Regions from separate parts of the Mus musculus genome. Here region 1 is linked to region 2. A link is a loop called in an ENCODE intact Hi-C map of the cell type or tissue named here. Cell type or tissue: left cerebral cortex. All regions are shown on one strand. Each heading gives the region's core, and the rest is flanking DNA. Links, peaks and the distances in the headings are about the cores only.

What was found. Peaks named below come from ENCODE experiments on the same cell type or tissue, not always from the same donor. Only the 100,000 strongest peaks of a DNase experiment are listed, where the experiment ranks them.
Region 1: a loop joins it to region 2, with 4 times the contacts of the local background. A loop is called at or near these places in 4 of 42 quality-filtered maps.

What each region holds. Positions count from the first base shown.
Region 1 is chr7:75,301,085-75,304,006 of GRCm38, forward strand. All of the region lies in intron 1 of Sv2b (synaptic vesicle glycoprotein 2 b), which reads right to left. Among named protein-coding and RNA genes, the nearest start is that of 1500012K07Rik, 6.2 kb to the right of the region's middle. In left cerebral cortex, for the core only: no CTCF peak of the experiment used is centred there; DNase peaks (open chromatin) are centred at 1,668 and 1,918; H3K4me3 peaks cover 565 bases; H3K27ac peaks cover 1,172 bases.
Region 2 is chr7:75,133,663-75,136,584 of GRCm38, forward strand. Sv2b (synaptic vesicle glycoprotein 2 b) reads right to left here. Exons shown (of 13, transcript NM_153579.4): 9 at 2,636-2,800. Among named protein-coding and RNA genes, the nearest start is that of 4930533N22Rik, 100 kb to the left of the region's middle. In left cerebral cortex, for the core only: CTCF peaks have their summits at 1,541 (motif pointing right) and 1,788; DNase peaks (open chromatin) are centred at 1,588 and 1,849.

The DNA.
Region 1 (2,922 bases), core at 127-2,626, 170 kb after region 2:
CATCATCATCATCAATGTTATTGTCACTATCACTGTCACCTTCACAATCATCGTCATCATCACCATCACCCTCATATCCTCATCAATTGATAACTGAGAAAAACAAAGCCCCACAGAAATTAAATGACTTGCTCAAGTTTTCACAACTTGAAAGTAGCAAAGCCGGAGTTCAAATTCAGCTCAGTCTAATGCCAAACCCGTTACTTCATCAAAAACTCCCTAATTTAAGTATAAGATGTACTTACTAGTTTTTCTGAGTTTATATTTGTCTATTTTGTACTGCTATAACAAAATCCCTGAAGCAGGGAACTTTATGAAGAGCTATTGACGTGGCATGTGGTTTGGGAAGCCTAAAGTCCATGATTGGGTGACACCATTTGGTCACCTTCTGGTGAACTCCAACATGTCAGAGAAGCAGGCGAAAGACCAGACATGTGAAAGGGGCCTTGCTTTATAAGGCCTGTTCCTATGAGAGTTACGTTACTCCATGAAGCCAACACTAATGCCTTTGGAGGACAATGGCCCTGTGAGCTAATTACCTTGCATAAGCTCCACCTCTTAAAGGTTCCAACACCTCATTTCTATCACACCAGAAGGCAAGGCAAAGGAAACTTTGAGGGTGTTGTGTGAATTTTCCCTAGAGATATAAACAAAGTCCGCTCTCCCTGACGAGGCCCCCAAGTTGAACATGGTGAACAAATAAATTTATGAGGCTTACATACAGAAAAGCATAGGTGAAAGATTACTGAAAGGAGAATAGGAGACTCCAAAACAACCACATCACTAAAGGTCTCACCTCAACATGAATAATGACTTCCCATGGCTATATAGATGGTGTTCACCTATTCAGTCAATGTGCCAACCTCAGAGCACAGACCTCAACATCTCTCCATCTTAATATCTCCAACCTCTGCATCCTAAGACCATAAGATCATGCACAGCTGGGGCAAAGTGCATACAATGGAAAAGACATGGTACAGAACTGGGTGGCTAGAACATCAGATGAGGGTCAAATGACCATTCTCATGCTCTCTATGAGAGAATCTCAACCTTGTTGAAGATCTCTTAGAGTAACCAGGGGTGCTCTGATTAAGAGGGTAATGGCAATTATTCTCACATAAACTAAAACTAAACCATAGGTTTCCATTCTTTCTTTACCATATTCTCTCTCTCTCTCTCTCTCTCTCTCTCTCTCTCTCTCTCTCTCTCTCTCTCACACACACACACACACACACACACACACACACACACACACACAATCACTTTCAATTACAGTACCTACTTTTTCTTATTCCAGTCCTCCTACCATAGATATTACAAACAAAATTGATGCTCACCCCAAATCAGCTGGTCTCTGAGTAGTCACTGAGAAGCACATAGCCTGGGATAGATCCCCTTCCAACCTTCTCATTTTCCAATAATAAAGACTGCCTATGTCTCTCCTTTTATAAACAGAAACACATTGTGCTAGATACTGTAGAAGTGGGATTTTTCAAGTAAGCTGGTGACATGCTTTCACTCAGCATAAGCTGACTTAAATAACTTTCTCCTCCTTCCAAAATTCTTCCTTGCTGCTTCTGCTTCATCTCAAATTAAAAGCAGTACAATAATAATCCAAGAACATCACACCCCTGAATTTCAGCCACTTCTCCCTGGAGGAATTTTTTTTCTCCTTATTTTTTTTTTTTAAGTCTGAGCTATTTTTTGGTTTCCACGTGTTTCTCTTTCCAGCCTTGTTGATCCGTGTTTCTTTCTATAAGACATAAGCAATTGAAACCCTCACATTTAAAGCCTGTTTTCACTCCCCAAGTTCTACAGTTAAGTCTCCCATGAAACCTTGAGAAGAAGAGAGATCTCTTCAGAGTTATACTTCAAGGCCCAGCAGAACAAGCCTACAGTTACCTCTAGTGAAACTGTTCTTTTCAGTCACCCCACAGACAGTCACTGAGCACATGCTGGCAGAATCTGGACCCTGGCCACATAACAGTGACTCAGCTCACTGAGGGGACAAATGCAGACCTTGCTGGCGTGATTGGAACTTAAGTCCCCGTCCTGGGCTTCTTCTCTGAACTCTTGATACATTTGTGAACGTGACTTCTCCACTGACTATCCAGCGGCTCATATTCAATAGCAGGAATGGCTAATCTATCCTGTCCCTTACCTCAAAATAATGAATCCTCCTTTCTCGCACCCAAAGTGTAACTCATTAGAGATCGTGTCTGCTCTACCACCAGATATATGCAGAACTTGATTGCTTTTCAGCATCACAACCCCCATCCCATCTGATCTAGACCACCATCCTCTCTTCCCACATCTCTATCTCTTATCACAGAGGTTGCACCCTGACTGAATTCCTTAGCCTAAGCTCTAAAGCTCTAGCGGTCACCATGGAACATAGATCAGATAAAGCAGCCCGTACTCAGAAATGTCCAGGGACTTTCCATCTCTGTCAAAGCCCAAGTCCACTCGAAGCCCTGAACTGTCTGACTTCAGGATACTCCGCTGATACCATCAACTATTGTGCTGGCTGTTTCTCATCTTGTCCTTTCTACAGAGTCCTACTTCCCGTCCCTGAAATGTTCCAGCACTCTGTTGCTTCAGGACCTCTGCATTCGTTTGCCTTGCTTTGAACAGTCTATAGTGGCTCACTCTTTTGTTTCTCTCACACCTGTCCAATCAGTTACCTGATTCCCACCCCTTACTTTGTAGTGCCTTCCCAACACCATTCAAATATCTCCCTCCTCCTTTCCCTGTTCGGTGTTCCTTCACTGCCTAGCCCAGCATACACATACTCGTGTATTTATTTATAGATATGCCTCCCTGACTGGAATGGATGTTTCATGAGGTAGAACTTGCACTATGCTCAACTGATGCATGTCCTGCCTATGACATTCCTGGAACTAAAAACCACTCAATCAAGAT
Region 2 (2,922 bases), core at 167-2,666:
GGCTGAGTACCCCAAATAGTGTTGTCTGTATTATTCCCTAGTCTCTCAAAGTACAGAATATTCCACCATAAAAAGAAGGCAATAGTTCTTCAAAGGTGATAGGATTACAGAACCAATAATGAAGAAGAGTCTTAGGAGCTCAATTAGGCACAAAATAAGCCTCCGATAGTCAACAGGTTTCTTATGTATTTGCAATCATAAACCTTTTATTGGGAGAAAGAGATCCTGTTTTCAGTGCCCAGCAAAAATTACAAAGTGCCCAGAAAGACTGTCAAGAAGAATGTATACGTGACCCACACAAAGCAAGAAGTGGTACTGAGAAATTCTACCACATAGTTTAATATGTGTTCCATATGTGAACGGTAACCTTCAAGTGCAGGTTGTGAGACGGACAGCCCAGTATATTGCGGCAATTGCCTATGTTCACCACCTACTGTTGGCATTTGCAAGGGACTTTACTATATTGAAATTAGCCACCATTAGTGTTAAAACCCACATCTTATTTATGTGCTACTAAAAAGGGACCCTGGTGGCATCGTGACCTTTCACGCAGTGCATGGGATCCACCTTTGCTCACTGCCTGACTCTGCCTCCCCCTCTGCTTCCTGCCATGCTCCCAACCTCATTTAATGGTGAATCACGAGCCTCGTTTGCACTCTGAGCTACTCGCAGCTGACCTTTAATGGAAGCCCTGTTGACTTCATATGACTTTTTAATAAAAAGCCTTTCTATTCCTCAATGGCAAGTCACCTCTGTGAATGGAGGTGCAGTCCCACTGCAAACCCAACCCCAAGGGTTCAGAGTACAGCTTCAACTTCCCTTCTGCCAAAAAGAAAAATGGAAATCAGGTCATGGCTTCCTGAACTCTCACAGACAGGAATCAGGCACCTCTCCCTGGTATCCTTCCCCACACTAACCCACTCACAAGCGGGTGCTGTCTCCTTGAAGCAGTCCCATCAATTAGTTAGCTACTTAGTTAATACATACGCAGACGGGAGCCCAATCTTTCTCTTAATTACTAGTAAGGGTAACCTAACCTGGCATTTTGGCTAAGAATTATAAAATATGAATTTAATCCTTTGCCTTTCTTGCAATTTGAAAATCTCACAAACTCTGAGGCAAACACTATGTTGGAATGCAGAGAGCACTTATGTCCCATAAAATGTACCAGTGGCTGATCTCTTGGCGTGGGGCCAAAAGTGGCCTGTGCACTTTGATTTCTTCTTGAGGTCAAGGTTTCTCGGAAGGATAAGGATTGGCTTTCAGTGGGACCTACAGTACACGGAGGGAGTCTGAGGCCCTTCATTTTCGCCATGTGTTTACTCAGTAAAATAAAGCATTTTCGTCTACATTTTAAAGCAACATGTGCATGATGTCATGGGGCGGGGGGGGGGCGGGGAGGCAGGGGGACGGGGCGGGGGGGTGGAGGGGAATACAGGACAAAAAGGATGCCTAGGAGGATCAACAGCTTGGGGCTTGGAAAGAAGAGGTATTGTTATGTTCTGACCACCAGGTGGCAGCATAACACAAAAGACAAAAGCATGGTAAATTTTCAAATTTGTCCATGAAGACAGATACGTTTTGAATTCAATCAGCTTCAGAGGGGACCCCGTGACAGTGCCAATTTTGTGATAATGTGGTGGATAGGGAGTTAATGGCACTGGGAGCGATGTGTCTAAGCCATAGCACCTCCAGAAATTCCGCATAATTCTATGGTCACTCACCCACCACTTACCTCAGTGACCTTACTAGGTACAATTTCAGAGGGCAACTTCAAGGGGCCCATGCTATCCTGGAGAAAAATATGACCTGGAGCCTATCATATGTCCTGCCTTTGTCTGCTACTTCACCTCCAGGGGGCAGCCTCATAGAGGAGATGCAGCAGTCTAAACTCTCCACGTCATTTGTCCCGTACAGAGGGAGATGAGTCAAATGAACTGAGCAACCTCACAAAGACATAAGCAGAACCTTTCTAAAACTCCAGTGACTTCTCCCCTAAGAACAAGACTCCCACTGACCACAGAACATACTGGTCTACCTTCTGAGGTAGTATCATATGAAGAATAACAAAAATGAGTTTCATAATAGCACAGAGAAGCTTCCAGAATCAAAGGGAAAGCTCAACGACCAGGCCACAGATTTTTTTTTTGTTTTTGTTTTTGTTTTCAGGGACCTCAGCATTAAAAGTTGTGCATCCATTATTTCCCAGTGCAATGGCAAAGCCCGTGGTCACTCACACAATGACAGTCACATCCTAGGAGCTTGCTAAGCACAGTTCAAGCTCAAAAGAGGACACGCTCAGCCCAGTGGCACCAGATGGAATGTGGCTTTCTGTAGTACCCTTTCATCAAAGGATCAAGTTCTCAGAAAAGACAGACACATTGGTCACCTTCTACCAAATGTCATGTTATCTTATAGTCAGGGCACAAGGGGGGAACCTCAGGGGTGGGTACAGTACAGAGTCAGCCCTCAGGGGACTATAGTATCTCTAGCAGTAAGGATGGGTTGTGAGGGCCACTCTATCCTTGGAGTCCATCCTTAGTACACCGAGCTCTCAGCATCCCAATGCTCTCTTCCAAGGGAACCCCATTGACTGCCACTCAGGCCCAGGGGAAGCCCGTGGTTGCACACTTACTTATCGTTCACAAGCTTCCCATGTTGGTGGATCTGGTTTTCCATGGTAAAGTTGATCGTGGCGCCATGCACGTGCTCACCAAAAAACACCTTCATTTTAGACTTATATTCTTCATCCTGGAAATAGCGGATCATGTCGGGGAACCACACCGTCAGGCCGTAGTAACTGCAAGAGAGAAGGAGGAGAATCTAAAAGGCCCCCCCGGACTGGCTCATTCTTTCAGCAGTGGAATCTGCATCCATGACTTACTGTAGACCACAATTAATGTAGTAATCTGGTTCATTATT